Linked DNA regions of Mus musculus: region 2 is linked to region 1. A link is a loop called in an ENCODE intact Hi-C map of the cell type or tissue named here. Cell type or tissue: heart. All regions are shown on one strand. Links, peaks and the distances in the headings refer to the core of each region. The heading gives the core; the rest is flanking DNA.

Region 1 (8,333 bases), core at 311-8,310:
ACCTTCAAATTTAACAGGTGTCAAATTTTAACAGGACCCTTGCCAGAGCATCCACATCCAGCCAAGGTAAGACTTAGGCTAAGGCCGTTTCTAGTTGCCAGGACCCTGTGTGCTCTGGGCACTCAGCACAGCTCAGTGCAATGCCCACAATACAGTCACTTGCCCCTGTCTCTTCCACTGGCTCAGCTAAACTTCAGGACCCATCAGCACTGCTTAAGTCTAAAAAGAATCTCGAGTGAATTTCCTTTGCTAGTTCTAGCATGGTGAGGCAGGGAGTTGCACCATAGCTGTCTGCCTGTGTGATTCCCGCTTCTCCAACAGGGATGGCCTAGCCACAGGTATGCACCCAGTCCTGAACACAAATATTGCTTTTTATATGTGCTGGGGAAAGGGCGAGTCCCACTAGGGATGGGAGCCGGGTACCCCACTCTCACTGTCACTATCTAGTATCTCAGAAAATGTCAGGCTTTAGGACCCAGAAAGCGACCAGGCTCATATGTTAAGTAGTTTGGTCCACTGTACTTAGTGAACACTGATAAGCTAATAACATTGTTGCATTAGGTGCGGGAGAAAGCTTGGGCATAGCTGAAAGAGAACTAAGATACCTGACGCATGAAGGATCTCTGAACAAGAATACTTCCAGACAGAGCGGAGCCAAATCGACCCATAGAGGTAGCAGTCAGCCAAATGGAGACTGCAAAAGACCTGGGGCTGGGGAGGAAAGAAGTGCCCTCTGGGCCTCAGTGGCTGCCAGGGTGATCTGCAATCAGCAATAAAACCCAGAGGGTAGAACCCACTGTGAAATGAGGAGCAGGCCAGACAGACTCCAAGGTAACCTGGCAAAAAACAATGCTGGGTGAGACCATGCCTGGCCGCAGATGTGGTCCGCCCTTGCCTTGTGGTCCGTGGTCAGTAGGATGCTGGAAGCTGCCAGCTGCACTGAGGCAGTGGGCTGGGACCATGGAAACGATGGAGACATCTCTAAGTACCAGTAGGAGACATGGACCTTAGGAGGGGCCTTGGGGACACACTTTAGGGCTCAGTGAGCTGAGTGGGAGTGGGGATAAGGAGATATCAGGGAAAGATAGCCTCACACAGAACTCAAGACAAATAGGAGCTTGTTTGTTTGTTTGTTTGTCTGTCTGTCTGTCTGTCTATGTGAGTTTGTGACAGGGCTCAGCCAGTACTTGCTACCAGGTCTGACAACCCTGAGTTCAATTCCTGAGAGCCACATAAAGAAGCTAAAGAGCCAGCTTTGGCAAGCTGTTCTCTGACCTTCACATGCATGCCGGGATGAATGGCAGGGACACACACGCTACCCCTCACAGAAATGTCACTTCAATTTTAAATTGATTTCTTAAGTTCTTATCTTACGTTATGAATCTTCTGTTTGCAGGTATGCCTGTGTACTACTTGTGTGCAGTGTCCACGAATGCCAGAGAGGGTGTTTGATCCCCTGGAACTGAAGTTGCAGGCGGTGGTGAGCCACCACGTGGGTGCTGGGATTTGAACCCTAGTCCTCTGGGAGGGTAGCCAGCACTCTAAACCACTGAGCTGGCTCTCCAGACCTCTAATTTATTATTTTGGTAGTTGTCTGCATTACACTAAGTTCTAGTAGGGGGCAATGGTGGACGCCTACAAGGAGGAGCAGCTGGATCCTCAGCAGGTGAAGGGCTTCCTGGACAAGAATGAAAAGCTGACTGCTCCCTGATGTCGCCGTGGAAGGAAAGAACCGCTTCAGACAGCTGCTCTCCACACACTTCCCCTCCCGTGGGTGGCACCGCGTGCCTGTGTTCACACACTCACCACATGTGCACACAACAGTAACGGCAAAGAAGGGACATCAGCCTGGACAGCTGTATCACCTACAGGACCATAAGTGTTTCTTCTGATCCAGTTGTCACTCTGAGTTGATGCCCTTTGGTGTGTACTTTATGTCTTTGGGTTTTGCCGTTGTTGTTGTTGTTGTTGTTGTTGTTGGCTCCCTTTCTGGGATGGGTGGATGTGCATATGTTGTGCCTCCCCAGGAAAAGTCTGTCACACAGCAGCCTGACAACTGGACTTTAAAGCCCAGAGCCCATATCAGGGGAGAATTGATTCCCACAAGTTGTCCTGGTGACACACAGACCATGAGACAATGCACTCCCACACATACGCGTACCCACACACAAAACACATGTCAACTAATTATGAATTTCAGAGTTTACTTTCTGATTCTCTGTTTCTTACCAAGAAAAAACAGAGGAGAATCAAAAGGGGTCATGGGAAGATATAGCCAAGGATGTACCTCTAGTGACCTTCCTCCAACAGGCCCCAACTTCTGCATTCACCAGTGAACGGAAATCTGTGCTTCTCTAATCTCCCAGGAGTCTTGGTTTCTTTTCCTGTTGCTGTGATAAAGACACCCTGTCAAAAGCAACTTAAGGAAGAAAATGTTGATTTGGCTCAAAACCCCAGGTCACAGCCCATCGAGGTGGCAGGGGGAGAGAGTAATTCACCCATGCTTGTTCTGAGCTCACTCTGTCTCATTCAGTGAAGGGCCTCCACCTCAGCCCTGAAATTAATATTTTTGTAGTTGTCCCCCACATTCAGGGTGGCCTTCCCACCTCAGTTCACTGAATTAAGAAACTCCCTCACAAGCATGCCCACCGGCTAATGTAAGCTACGTAATCCCCCAGAATCCCTTGAGAAGCCCCTCCCAGGTATTCCTGGTTGTGTCAAGTAGACTATTAAAACTCACCACATACTAGGTGCTTTTTAAAAATGTGTGCATGTGTGTGTGTGTGTTTGCACATGTGCACATATAGAGACTCAAGGGTGTTGCAGGGAAAGGGGCATCAGAGAACAGCTTTATGAAGCGGTTCATAAAGGAAAGGGTCTTTCATCTTTCCATGGGTTCCAGGGATCAAACTCAGGAGTCAGGCTCGCCTAACAGTGTGTCCCTCACTGAGCCAACTCATGGACCCTCCTGCATACTTCTTAATCAAGTTGACAAAATTAACCTCTGCAAAGGCATTCCCTTTGTTGTGGGTTTTTGCATTATTATAAGCACTGCTTCAATCTCCTTCTTTGTTCTAGGTCCTGCATGATTTTATTTTTGTCTCTTTGTGTCAGTTTTGATAGTTTTCACATTTACAGGCCCTGCAATTGTCAATGTATATACTTCTTCCAAAAGCAGGTGGCAGGGGCTGGAGAGTGGCTCAGTGAAGAGCACTTGCTGCAACTTCCACAGGACTAGAGTTCTGGTCCCAGCATCTACACTGCACAGTAGCAGAGCTACTCGTTATAGCGCTGGCTTCAGGGGAGCTGATGCCCTCTTGTGGCTTTCACCGGTACTGCAATGCATCCACTACCATAGCTCTTTGAGGAATAGGTAGTAATAACTTTTTCTACTTTTGATTATTTGAATATTTTCATTCTCTCTCTCTCTCTCTCTCTCTCTCTCTCTCTCTCTCTCTCTCTCTCTCTCTCTCCCTCTCCCCCTCCCCCTCCCCCTCTCCCTCTCCCTCTCCCTCTCCCTCTCTCTCCCTCTCCCTCCCTCCCTCCCTCTCTCGTCACCCCCCCTCCAATCAGTCTACTGAAGGCTTCTCAATTTTGACATTTTCTAGGAAGTAATTTCAGTTTCATTGATACTTATCCTTCCCTTTTGTCATTTAATAATTAGCACACTCTTGCATTTCATTAAGACATTCAGTTGGCAGTGAACTTGAGGCTTTCTCTTCCATGCTGAGGACTGACTTCAGAGACTTATGCTCTACCACGCAGATGCTCACAGCCCTCTTGGTTTATAACATGGCCATTAACAGCTAGACATTTCCCAGTTACATTTCAGGAGTTTCACGTGGTGTATTTTCACTTTAAATATACCACAGTATTTCCAAATTTCCCTTTTGATTTTTTTTCTTTGATTCATTGGAGAAGAATTTGATGTTGCCATCCAGGCACTTCAGTATCCTGAAGATCCAGTTGCTGAGGAAACTGAGGGAAGAGACCTACCACGAGGACACACAGAGACTAAGTAACCCAGCTTCACTTGGACTGAGTGAGACCCACTCCCCTTCTGACAATGCACAGTAGCCTACTGCCTTCTGCACTGACTACGTGCACACTCATCCCTCTCCAAACAGTGGATCTGGCTTCCTCAGAACCTCCTCAAACCCCTGCCTTCCAAGCACTGTGTGTACTCTCTGAAGAGTAGTACAGATTTCTCACTCCTAATGACAATCACATTAGACCGTTTCTACTTAACTTTCCTCCCAATGTATCCAGTAGGAAGAAGAGAAGCGCCGGTTTCTGGGGTATACACGCGGAGGCACATTGTGTCTGTTGAGAGACCTTGGAGGTAGACCTTTACCATCTTCTGCCTGTATATAGTTGCGCGTAAATATGATTAGAGTAAGATGCACTATGTGAAGAGGCACTCAGTATGACATACTCTACCAAACTACAATGTAACTAGCTGCGGCAAGCTCCTGTCTGCACAACCTCACTGCCTACCGTGGATGCACAACTGGGAGCCAAAGTAAAACCTTAGGTGGCTCTTGTCATTTGTTGCAGCGATGAGAAAAGTGTTAGTGTGTGGCTATGACCTTCTTTATATGTTTCTAAAAAGACAGTGTGCTGGGGGCATAGGTCATGGCAGGGCATGTTCTCGGCATGGCAGAGGTTCTGAGTTCAAGTCCCAGCACTGTGGGGGGAAACCCCAGAAAAAGCAAAACCAGGATTAGTGATGGGTGTGGGTCCTGGGGAGAACTAAGGTTGGTGGAGAGCTTGCTTAGCATGTGTGGAGCCCTGGGTTCCAGCACTTGAGGAGTAAGGGGACAAGATTAGGAGTTTAAGGCCATCCGGGCGACAGAGACTCTGAGGTTAGTCTGGGGTGGGATGGGGAGACACAGAGACAGAGAATCTAGTTTTGTATTACTGTTCTGGGAGGAACAGCTGACTAAGCGGCAGGAAACGGGGTGACCTCTCCACTGAGGCTCACGGGAAGGAGGAGGTGAGGCAGGGTGGGCAGGTTTAACCTGACATCATTTGAATGGTTTCAGCAAACACAGGACATTAGTTGCCATTCTGTGTCCAGACGAGGCTCAAGGGTGATATGGTCGGTGGTCTGGAGTGTGAGCCCAAGAGAGAAGTGGCTGAGGGATTAATTTGACCTTAACAGGCAACCCTAGAGGGCAGACCTCTAGTCAGAGCCTCCTGTTTGAATCAAATGGGTGTTAAAAAGAAAAGCTATCACAGAGCTGCCGTTAGGCCTAATGACTTGAGTTCAATTTCTGAGAGGAAAGCTAACTCCTATAAGGCATTCTCAAACCAGTGTGATGAATTCAGGATATCTCTGGTGACATGGCCTCTGCTCACTGCAGCCTTAGTTCTACACAACAATCGAACCGTGCACTGGCGACACCGAACAGAGCCAATGAACACTGCATATGAAACTTAATGATTTACGTACAGAAAATGCACCTTTAACACATGTCTACCCCTATTTCCCAGCATGCATCAACCCATCTTTGTATTGTATTGGTTGGATGTGTTGGTTCTTTGTTGGCTTAACAGTGCCTCCTCTGGCAAAGGACCCAGCACTCATATCAGGGGGCTTGCAATTGCTTGTAACTGCAGTACAGGGGATCTACCCTCCTCTGGTTGTACCTATACACACAGTACACATAAACTCACACAGGCTCACAACGCACACATATACACACAAGCTTAAAAATATTTTAAAACTGCTGCTCAAGTTGCATCTTTTAAAATTCAGAAAGAAAAGATGGGGCTTGGGAACTGGCTCAATGGTTAAAGTACTTCTTGCACAAGACGGACAACCTAGTTGAGATCTCTATAAGCCACATTACAGAAAAGGGAGATGTCAAAGGGTATCTATCTGTTACCCCAGCATTGACAGGGAAATGGGGAACAGGAGACTTTCCAGCAGCTCCCAATGGAGCCTGGCAAATACAGTGGAGAATGAGACCCAATCTCAAAGTGGAAGGTGAGGACCGTCAGCCCACTGACTTCCACATTGTGTACTGAGAGTCAGACACACACACACACACACACACACACACACACACACACACACACACACAGAGAGAGAGAGAGAGAGAGAGAGAGAGAGAGAGAGAGAGAGACACACAAAATTAGAATAGAATTTCCAGGGGTTTCTGAAAATGGCTCTAACACATCTACCATTTGTATTATGCATTATGTGAAGTGAATACCGACAGCTACCTTCAGCCCATAGCATCAAATATTTAGCTAACATTTAACTAGATAAACTAGCACATGGGCCTTATTAGTACACAACTTTGCTTTTTGTCTTAAATGAGTGCTGTGGTGGCTTGATGAGATGTTGGAAGATGTTGGGGCTGTGAAATGGCTGTCCAAGAGAGCTGCACACACGAAGTGGAGCCAGCCCACCAGATGCACGTATGCTGCAGACGGCAAGCCTGGAGGGGCAGAGGCACCTAAGCCCTTTGACACAGGACATGGGGCTAGAGAACTGAGTTCATCCTGCTGGGCTTCGGTCTTCCTTTCTGGTTCAGTATGTTCTCTGTGCGGACTCCTTCCTTTCAGAACAGTGATATATGTCCTGTACCACTGTATGGGGGAAGTCTGTTATTTGCTTTTCGGTTTTACACATCGCCCTGAGTCTCAGAAGAGACATTTGATGTTCAACTTCACGAACTTTGCATTTTTATGAGGTCACAAGACTATGGGGGAGGCCAGGGAATGGAATGCGGGTGTTGGAATGAGACACCACCGACAACCTGACACATTTGATTGCTTTCTCTGCAGTTGGCGATGCTGTGTGGGGAGTCGTAGGGTGTGTGGTCATGTCGGAGCACCTGCCTGTCACTGAGGGAGGCTTTCTGGGTTTCACTTGCCCCATTGCTAGTTTTCTGTTTCCTGTCTGCAGCTCAAAATGTGAGCCCTCAGCTTCTGCTCCAGGCTGCTGCCATGCTTCCCTCTCATGACAGGCTCTGACTCCTCTGGAACCATAAGCGCAAATAAAAGAAAGCTGCCTCGGTCATTGTGGGTTGTTTAGTTTAGTTTTGTTTTGAGACAGGGTTTCTCTGTGTGGCCCTGGATGTCCTGGAACTCACCCTGTAGACCAGGCTGGCCTGGTCATCATGATTTATCCCAGCAATATAAAGGTAACTAATACAAATGATAAAATTATGTTTATACCAGACAATGTTTTAAAATACAATGATTTACTATCAATAAATGTCTAGTGTGTGTACCTATTTTCTATACTCAGGGACACATAAAAATTCTTCAGGGGCTGGAGAGATGGCTCAGTGGTTAAGAGTACTGACTGTTCTTCCAGAGGTCCTGAGTTCAATTCCCAGCAACCACATGGTGGCTCACAACCCTCTGTAATGGGGACCGGATGCCCTCTTCAGGTGTGCCCGAAGACGGTGATAGTGCACAAACATACATGAAATAAATAAATCTTTAAAAAAACAATTCTTCAGGCAGAAGGAGCCTAGGATGAGAAAGGTTTGAGAAGCTCTGAGCTGGAGCTGAATTGGGGTAATGGTGGACACCGCCCAGATGACCTTCCAGCTAGAAAACCATCTCGGATGTCTAAGGTGACAGGTATGGTATACTCATTGTGATCATCACTGAGAGATTTATATTTCAAGCTTTCATGCTGTGAGCCTTGAGTACTCATACATTTATAATTAAAACTTGAGAATAAAGATATAAATGTGGGACACATTAAGAGCAATAAGGAATTAACAAGCGAAATTTAAGAGTCAGAGACGGGAGATCTCTGGGATTGCTCGTTAGTTTATTTGCTGGGTTCTATCAGAGAAGACTTGTCTCAAACAGAGGAGAGGACACCTGAAGAGTAGGTGCATGCACACACACACACACACACACACACACACACACACACACACACACACACACAACCAGTCCCCCCCCTAAGCAAAACCAAACACACAGCGACACAGAGCTCCCGCTTCTTTGCCAGGTTGTATTTAAGCTTCATTTCCCTGTAGAAGCTTCTGCTGCCCACTAAGCTCCTCCACCCCACAGGCACCAGGCCTTGACTGCCACCTCAGCAAGGGCACATCAGTCTCAAGTGTGCACTGATCCTGGAGCGGCCAAACTGTTCAGCTCCACTCGTGCAGCTCAGACAAGGGGAGGGCAGAACCTGCAGGCCTCTGGAGGAACCCCGTGAGGGGTCTGCAGCACACTTGGAGGCTTTGCTCTGCTGCCTCTCAAGGTCATCACCACATTGGTCACCCAGGCTCAGTTGGGGGCGGGTCCCAGAGTTGGGGGCCTGGCTGTTGGCCCAAGATCTGTAGGACTCACTG
Region 2 (8,333 bases), core at 291-8,290, 200 kb before region 1:
ATAGTTAGTTGTGAGCCTCCGGATGTGGGCCTTAAGAACTGGAGTCTGGTCCTCTGCAAGAGCAGCAAGTGCTCTTAGCTACTGAGCATCTCCCTAGCTTCAACATTCCTTACTTTTTGAGACAGTCTCTCAAAATAAACCTGGACTCATTGGTTTGGCTCAGCTGGCTGGTCACTGAACCCCAGCGATCCCCCTGCCTCTGTCCACCCTGTGCTGTGGTTACAAGAGCTCACCACCATGCCCAGAATTTTGACCTGGGTTCTGGGCATTAAACTCAGGGTTTGCAAAGCAAGTACTTTACCAATTAAGTCACCTTTCTCCTGCAGTGGGGTGATCTGCTCTGCAGCCTGCTTTTTGTTCAGTCATCCCTTGGTATCTTCAGACAATTGGTTCCGGGCCCCTCTACAGTTGACAAAGTCCATGGGTGCTCAAGTGTTCACGTATGACAAACATACATACCCCAGGTGCTTTAAATAATCCCTTCACTGCTTACGACACCTGATACAATACAAACCAGTCTATTTAGGGGATATGAGGATAGAGAGCTATACATGTTTGACACAGACATAATTATTCTCTACATATCTTCCATCAGAGAAATGCTAACAAATGCTAAACCCACAGATACAGATGCCCACCTGTGTCAGGTTTTGTTGCAAGCATCTTGTCTTGTCAATTCGTGTGCTTGGTAAAAACCTTTTGATGGCTATACCCCACCCCCAGGGCAATGACTGACCTGTCTCTTTTTGGCCCGAGAGTTCAGCACAAGCTGTGTCTGGACATGCTCTCTCTGGGAGGTTTATAGGCCAGGACGAATGAATTCAGGAACACCCACACATGCCAATATGGTAAGAACATTCCATTTCCTCTTCATTTTAAAATAGTCATCTCTAATAAAAAATATAGTTTGGCCTGTGGGTTGGCCTCCTTCTGGATGACCTGAGTTTGACCCCAGGACCCAGATGGTGAAATGAGAGAATCTACACCCTCAAGTTGTTCTTTGGCAGTCACATCCCTGCCAAGGTGTGTATACATGTGCCAGTACAGCACACAGCATGGGTGCATGTATGCACATGTGCACACACATTCGCGAGCACACACACACAAACACACCCATACATTTTTTTTAAAGGAAAAAAGGGATTTAAGGTAAAGACTGGCCTTTCCTATGTTAATATGCTTCACACTTGTCTCTTTTTGTTGTTGTTTTTTGTTTGTTTTTGTTTTGTTTTGAACGTAACTTCTGTTCATTTGCAAACCAAAATTGCAAGCATGGTATGAATTTGTAAGCCCACTTTTTCGCACACATGCTTCTTGGGCAAACATTTTCTCCTGTTCTCTCACACCTTCAGAAAATTATTAACCTGCTGGCATATTTTAGCAAGCCACGCCCCTAAAGTGCACGTAAACGGTTGCTGTTTGACATCTGTATAAGCAAAGCTTCAAGGTTTCTCTCAGGAATCACACCTGTGAGTCCAAGGGTGACTCACCTTGGGCGGAGTCCATGTTTGCCCTGCTCTGGTCCTTTCAGGATCTTGATGACTTCCTGGGGCAAACTTTCCCTGAACGCCCCAGGCCCTTTGTGTCCCTCCTTCAGGTGTCCTGTCTGGACAGTCTTCAGATGCCCCAGGCGGGCTGTGCTAACCACTGGGGCCTGACTAGAGAGATGCATGTGAAACACACCAAAGAAGACAGGACAGGCAGATAAAGACTGGGAGAGCTAAGAATGATGGGCAGATCTGGGCAGTGGTGGCGCACACCTTTAATCCCAGCACTTGGGAGTCAGAGGCAGGTGGATTTCTGAGTTCAAGGCTAGCCTGGTCTACAAAGTGAGTTCCAGGACAGCCAGGGCTATACAGAGAAACCCTCACTCTCCAACGCCCCCCCCAAAAAAAGAATGATGGGCAGAGAAAAACACAAGAACAAAGAGAATGCTGGGAAAGACAGAGGGCCAGGCAGGTCCTGGCTGCTAGTGCCCACCATGCCCATCCCATGACAACTCACTGAGCCCCTCACAGTCTAACCTACACTCCAAAAAGGCAGAGACTTCTCCAGAATGGCTCCCTAGGTCCCACTAGGTATCTGATGGAAATGAAGCCACTCCTGGTTTGGATCCAGGCAGCCTTTCCCAACTCTGGAAAGGAATCTCCCTGAATGCAGATGCAGGAGCAGTTGTTCAAGAGGCATTAATGCATGTGGCCCAGGTCAAGGCAGCTCTTCGGGCCCTGAGAGATGGTGTTCCTATGTCTCCCATCTCAACCCCTCTGCTGCTCCTGCCTTGCTGCCCGCTGCTGACCACACCCCTTCTGTACTTTCTCCTAGTGCCTTTCAATTGGCTGCCTCAGCTGCCCATCTCTATTTTCTAGAATCTAACGTCCCCATCCCAGACAAGCCCTGACTCCACCAACCTGCAGCAAGAAGAGCATAGATGAGCAACATGGTCATAGCAGGGATACCAGCAGAGGTCCAGGGCTCAAGGGCACAAGTATTTGTGCCCACGAATGGGAAGAAAAGAACCATACAGAACACATGGCCTATCGAATCCTACAGCTCTATGACAGCAAGAAATCCTAGGAAGGAAACTCAGAGGCCTTGGCCACCCAGGGCTTTGCCAGAGGAGGAAAGACAAAGGGAGCAGATGTCAATCAACAATGAGGAGCTGGTAAGATGGCTCCATGGGTAAATGCACTTTCCACACAAGCCTGATGAGCTGAGTTCGACCCCCAGAACCCATGTAAAGGTGAGAGAAGAGAACCAGCTCCACAAAGTTGTCCCCTGGTCTCTACACACGCACCCACACACATAAACAATAGTCAATGATAATACTGCCCAACTAGTAAAGTTCTAACCTTGCAAGCATGAGGCCCTGTCTTAGTTAGGGTTTTACCGATGTGAACAGACAGATACCATGACCAAGGCAACTCTTATAAAGGACAACATTTAATTGAGGTTGCCTTACAGGTTCAGAAGTTCAGTCAAGGTGGGAACATGGCAGCATTCAGGCAGGCATGGTGCAGGAGGAGCTGAGAGTTCTACATCTTCATCTGAAAGCCACTAGGAGAAGACTGCCTTCCAGGCAGCTAGGGTCTTAAAGCCCATGCCCACAATGACATGCTTCCTTCAACAAGGCCACACCTCCTTATAGTGTCACTCTGTAGGCCAAACATATTCAAACCATCACAGGCCCCAAGTTCAATTCTCAGAATCTATCTTAAAAAAAAAAAAAAAAAGACACTTATAATCACAGTCCTAAGGAGGTAGAAGCAGTAGAAGCAGGCAGATCCCAGAGGCTCGCTGGCCAGCCAGCTTATCCTATTTCATGAATTCTAGGTCAATAGGAGACCCTTGTCTCTAAAAATACAAGGTGGTGAGTAGAACCTGAGAAATGACAACTAAGTTCACTCTAACTCTTGGTCACTGAGCCAACAAGAGCAGTGAGTGACCCAACCCAATAGTCATGTGACTAAACACATGCATTTATGTATATGTATATGTGTAATGTATTATGCACATATGCATATATGCATGCTTGCACACACAAACACACACAGAGTGCAGAAAAACAAACCAAAGCTACCATGGTCCATATGCCTGCATCTAACTGAGATCACTGCTGGAAGGCTGGGGGAAGAGGGTCATTGTAGTTATCACCCAGCCCACTACCCACCTGCCGCCCAGTCAATAAAATATTTTTTATCATTTTGACAAGTGGAGTCATTTCATTCACTGCATATCAGACCCACAGTAGCTGCCGGACATCTCTGAAGGTATCCCTCGCTAACCCAGAGGTCACTGGAGGAAGGCCAGTACATCATCAGCCTGTAACACATCTCTGCCAGATCCCTAGAAATCATCCTATTGTGGTCCTGGATGGATCCCAGGGATGCTCGGAGCCACTGCAGATGCAGCCCAGGCCCTCCCTCCTCTGTCCTCAGCTGCCTTCTTCCTCTTCCCAGAAGTCTTTGTCCTCTGCCAACCTCTCACTACGGTCATGATCTCTAGGTCACTGAGCCAAACAAGAGCAGTGACCCAATCCAACTTCGCATAGTCACGTAACTAAACAATTGCTCCTTGGGCTGCGAACTGTCCTACCTGGAAACCTTGCCCATTGGACAGAGACGTGATGAGTCACTTCCATATAAGACTGCCTCCAGAGGTAGCAAAGTCTCAGAGGACATGAAGGGCTTTGACTGGGGGATGGCAGGGGGTGGGGGGAGAGAGTGTGGCTCTGGGCTGCCACAGTGGGAGGGGGCAGGTCCTCATCATCAGAGTAGGGACTTCACTTATGTGTCATATCAGTAACTATCATGTGCCTTTCATGCTTACTGAACACAGACTCTGAGAGTCTGCCTACTTATCTTGTCCTAGACTCCCGCATGTTTCAAATCTAAAACTCTCTGTCCTGAGGCAGCTTCCCTCCTACGTCTGTGACATGGAAGGAAAAAGAAAAAGCAAACCGTTAATGATGTTAAAAACATTGCTTCCTTTCTAACAGATGTCACTTTCGTTTATCCCATGATATAAAAATACCTGCAAGAAGGTGGACTCTTATCCATAGAAAGAAGAAGACCCTGAGCCAAGACATCCAGCTGATCGCCTCAACATGGCTTCCACGGTCTGTGTCTGCTGGATACCGTAAGTGGTGTTTAGGTGACACTGCCTCTTTTTGTTTCCGTCTAGGCCCACCCCACTCATCTCTCTTAGGTGTCTTAATCTCCTGACTTGATGGTGCTTTGCAGTCTGTTTAATCTGCTAGTTACCCTTTACCCTTTTACGTTTGATTGCTACGTGCTTAATAGACTCACTCATTGTTCTCCAGACTGCATCCAAAAGTGTCATGACTTGTAAAACCATAGAATGTAGGCAAGTATCCAACAAGTGTCCCCTACATGGGCAGCATGGATCTCTTGGACTCCCAGAAGCAAGTAACTCGCTCTGGGTGCCGTCAACAACAGAGGTGTATTGTCTTAAGTCTGAAGTCCAAATTCAAGGTGGTAGCAGAGCTGTCTCCATCTGGGGACCAGTTAGCCAGTCTCTCCTGTGTGTGCGTATGGGTGTACATGTGTATGTATGTGGACATCAGAGGTCATCCTCTATTCTGAGTCGGGGTCCTCTTACTGGAACCTCGGGCTCTCTGATTCCACTAGACTGGCTGCTGGCCAGCTCCAAGGATCTGCCATCTCTTCTCTTCCTCCACACTCCCCACACATTAGGGTCAAAGATGCATGTAGGCACACCTAGATTTTGTTGGGTTTGTTCCGGAAATATGTATATATCCCAGCATATATATATGCTGGGGAATCCCAACTTAGGTCCTCATGCCAGTAAGGCAGGACTTTACCCACTGAGCCACCTTCCCAGCCATGACTCTGCTCTTACTGGAGTAGGGGGCCTGCACAGTGACCTGCTTTCAGCTTAATTCATTTTAGAAGCAGCCTATGTCCAAATAAGGTCATACTCTCAGCTCTCAGCAATTAGAACTTCAGCTTGAGTGTGGGGGTGGAAGGAAGCTCAGACCACAGAAGCTGAAGTGGCTGATAACCCACTGAAGACTTCTGGGCATCCATGCAAGCTGCTGACCGCCAAGGCGGCCACTGGCTGCTCCTTACAGCCACCCAAGCAACAGTGGAGAAAAAAAAAAAAAAAAAAAAAAGGCCCTGCCAGCCAAATCCGACAGAGCTGTCATCAGTCCCCAAACAGCTCGCTCACTGCCTGCTTTGAGCTCTAAAATAACATGCTGATTTTGGAGCCAAGACTAACTTTAGTTACCAGTGATGCTGTTAGCAGGAGAAGGATAAGTCATCCCATGAGAATGGAATCCAAATGAATGAGCTAGCCCTGCGCCTCACTGGGATTCGGGCATCTTTCCCCCCTCGCAGTTTGCTGACATTGTCCTTTCTAATTTGAAACAGCCTTATAGAAACCTTTTCCTAAACATGACACATTACTATTTGGGAAATATAAAAAATAACTGATCATTCTGCTTATCCATATCCACTGTTACTTTACAAACCATCCCAAGATCCAGCAGTCTAAGGCCCCGTGATTTAACTCACCCTCACATCTGGGGAACCAGAGTGGGCCAGGGCTCAGGGGATAATCCTTCTGACCCTGAAGTTGGTGGCAGTGCTCAACAGTGCTCAGTTGGGAGCACGGATAACCCCAGGATCCAGGACATCTCTACTCTTATAGACACACTCATACGCATACCTATACAGGCACATACACTTTCCACACACATACCTTCCCATAAGCAATCTATTACACACACACACACACACACACACTCATATTTGTGCCTGTACATACATGCTTGCTCTCTCTGTCTCTGTCTCTGTCTCTCTCTCTGTCTCTCTCTCTCTCTCTCTCTCACACACACACACACACACTCGTGTATTTGAACACTTGGTTTCTACGCACACACACACACACACACACACACACACACACACTTCACTCACACAGGCACTCATGTCTCAGCCCAAGTTGACCTAGAATAAAGCCAAATATAACCTTGAACCTCTCTGGCTTTTCTGCCTCTGTCTTCTAGGTACAGGAATTACAGGCTGTATCACCACGCATGGGTTATGAGGACGTTATACATATTAGGTAAACACTCTACCAAATAAATCATGTTCTATTCAAATATATTTCCAATCCCCTTCCAGAATTAGACAATGCCAACCCTTCATGTCACTGTGAGGATAGGATGTGTTAGCCACTATGTGACATCTAGTATGTGCCGAGAGGGTGACAGCTGCTGGTGTTATAATCTTCAAGGACAATTTCATGTTCTCTCTATACTGAATTTGGCCCATGATATACACTAGAAGGGACTCATTAATTCTACCATATGTCCTAATTGGAACCACATCTGAATTACTGCCACTTGAAGGAAGAGGAAAAGCTAAAGAAAAAAGAAAGTGAAAGAGGGTGCTTTTGACTTGTTATCAGGCAAACATCTCTCCTCGCCTCCCATGATTCCTCTCCAACCGCTTGGGTTAGACTTTATCTTACAATAATCCCATGGCAGGGGACTCTGGGGACTTCTGAAAGCCTGCAAAAATGTTGTGTTATCAGTAATAGGTCAGACAAAGCATCGTTGACATATGTGTGCAGAGGCAACAGGTGAAAGCCACTGGACACCAACACCAGCTGGCAGCTGCCAGGAGAGTCTAGAAATGGAGCCTTCAGCCAGAAATGGAAAAGCAGAAAAGCAAATAATCTTGAAATAAGGGGGAAAAACATAAAGATAATGGAAAAAACAGAAAAAAACAGAAAATGGCCTGACATTAACGCTTTAGTACAGAAGGCAAAACAGCATGGTCAGAGAGATAGATACATTAATCAACAGAGCAAATTAGAAAACTCATAAATAGACCCACAAAAATATGCCTGGTGGGCTTTGGGATGTGTGTGTGTGTGTGTGTGTGTGTGTGTGTGAGAGAGAGAGAGAGAGAGAGAGAGAGAGAGAGAGAGAGAGAAGGTGGGGGGAGGAAGGAAGGAAGGAAGGAAGGAAGGAAGGAAGGAAGGAAGGAAGGAAGGAAGGAAGGTTGGTTTTTTTTTTTAATAAAAAAACCAACTCAAAAATAGATTATCGACTGAAATGTAGGACATAGTACAATAGATTCTAAATAGATTCTGATGAGATGGGTCATCAGTCAAGAGTTTGCCCAGCAAATAAAATGACCTGAGTTTTGACCCCTAGAACTCAAGTTAAAGAGACAGAGAGAGACAGAGGTAGCACATTAGAAATTAGAAAACTCATAAATAGACCCACAAAAATATGGTGGGTCTCCACTTTTTTTTTTAATTCCAGCACTAGGAAGGCAGAGACGGACAGATCTCTGAGGCTGTTGGCAACCCAGACTAGTAGCCAAACTAGTGAACTCCAGGTGAGTGGGAGACCCTGTCTCAACAACAGCAGCAGCAGCAGCAGCAGCAGCAAAATATGAACAACCTATTACGAACAACGGAGGTTGACATTAGCAGACACACAGACACATACACACACACACACACACACACACACAGAGAGAGAGAGAGCAAGTGTTTACTGGCTGTGCTATCTTCCCAATACAAAATTATCTGTCTGTCTGTCTGTCTCCAACTTTTATTGTGCTAAGATGTTGTGCCGGGTTTATTTATTTTTATATGTATGTGTACCTGTGACACATGTATAGGTGCCCATAGAGGCTAGACGAAGGCATTGGATCCCCTGCATCTGGAGCTACAGGCAAGTATGAGTCTCCCAATGTCAGGGCTGGGAACAGAACTCTGGTCCTTTGGAAGAGCAGTAATCACTTTTGTTTGTTTGTTTGTTTGCTTGCTTG

What was found. Peaks named below come from ENCODE experiments on the same cell type or tissue, not always from the same donor. Only the 100,000 strongest peaks of a DNase experiment are listed, where the experiment ranks them.
Region 2: it touches region 1 in a loop (2.2-fold over the local background); 1 of 42 quality-filtered maps calls a loop at or near these places.

Annotation. Positions count from the first base shown.
Region 1 is chr1:36,131,491-36,139,823 of GRCm38, forward strand. Gm33280 (a long non-coding RNA gene) reads left to right here and starts at 495. Exons shown (of 3, transcript XR_003948643.1): 1 at 495-831; 2 at 1,397-3,373; 3 at 3,922-5,731. In heart, for the core only: a CTCF peak has its summit at 3,322 (motif pointing left); DNase peaks (open chromatin) are centred at 2,361 and 3,291; H3K27ac peaks cover 1,728 bases.
Region 2 is chr1:35,929,758-35,938,090 of GRCm38, forward strand. No RefSeq gene overlaps it. Among named protein-coding and RNA genes, the nearest start is that of Gm33176, 8.1 kb to the right of the region's middle. In heart, for the core only: no CTCF peak of the experiment used is centred there; DNase peaks (open chromatin) are centred at 3,924 and 5,744; H3K27ac peaks cover 4,128 bases.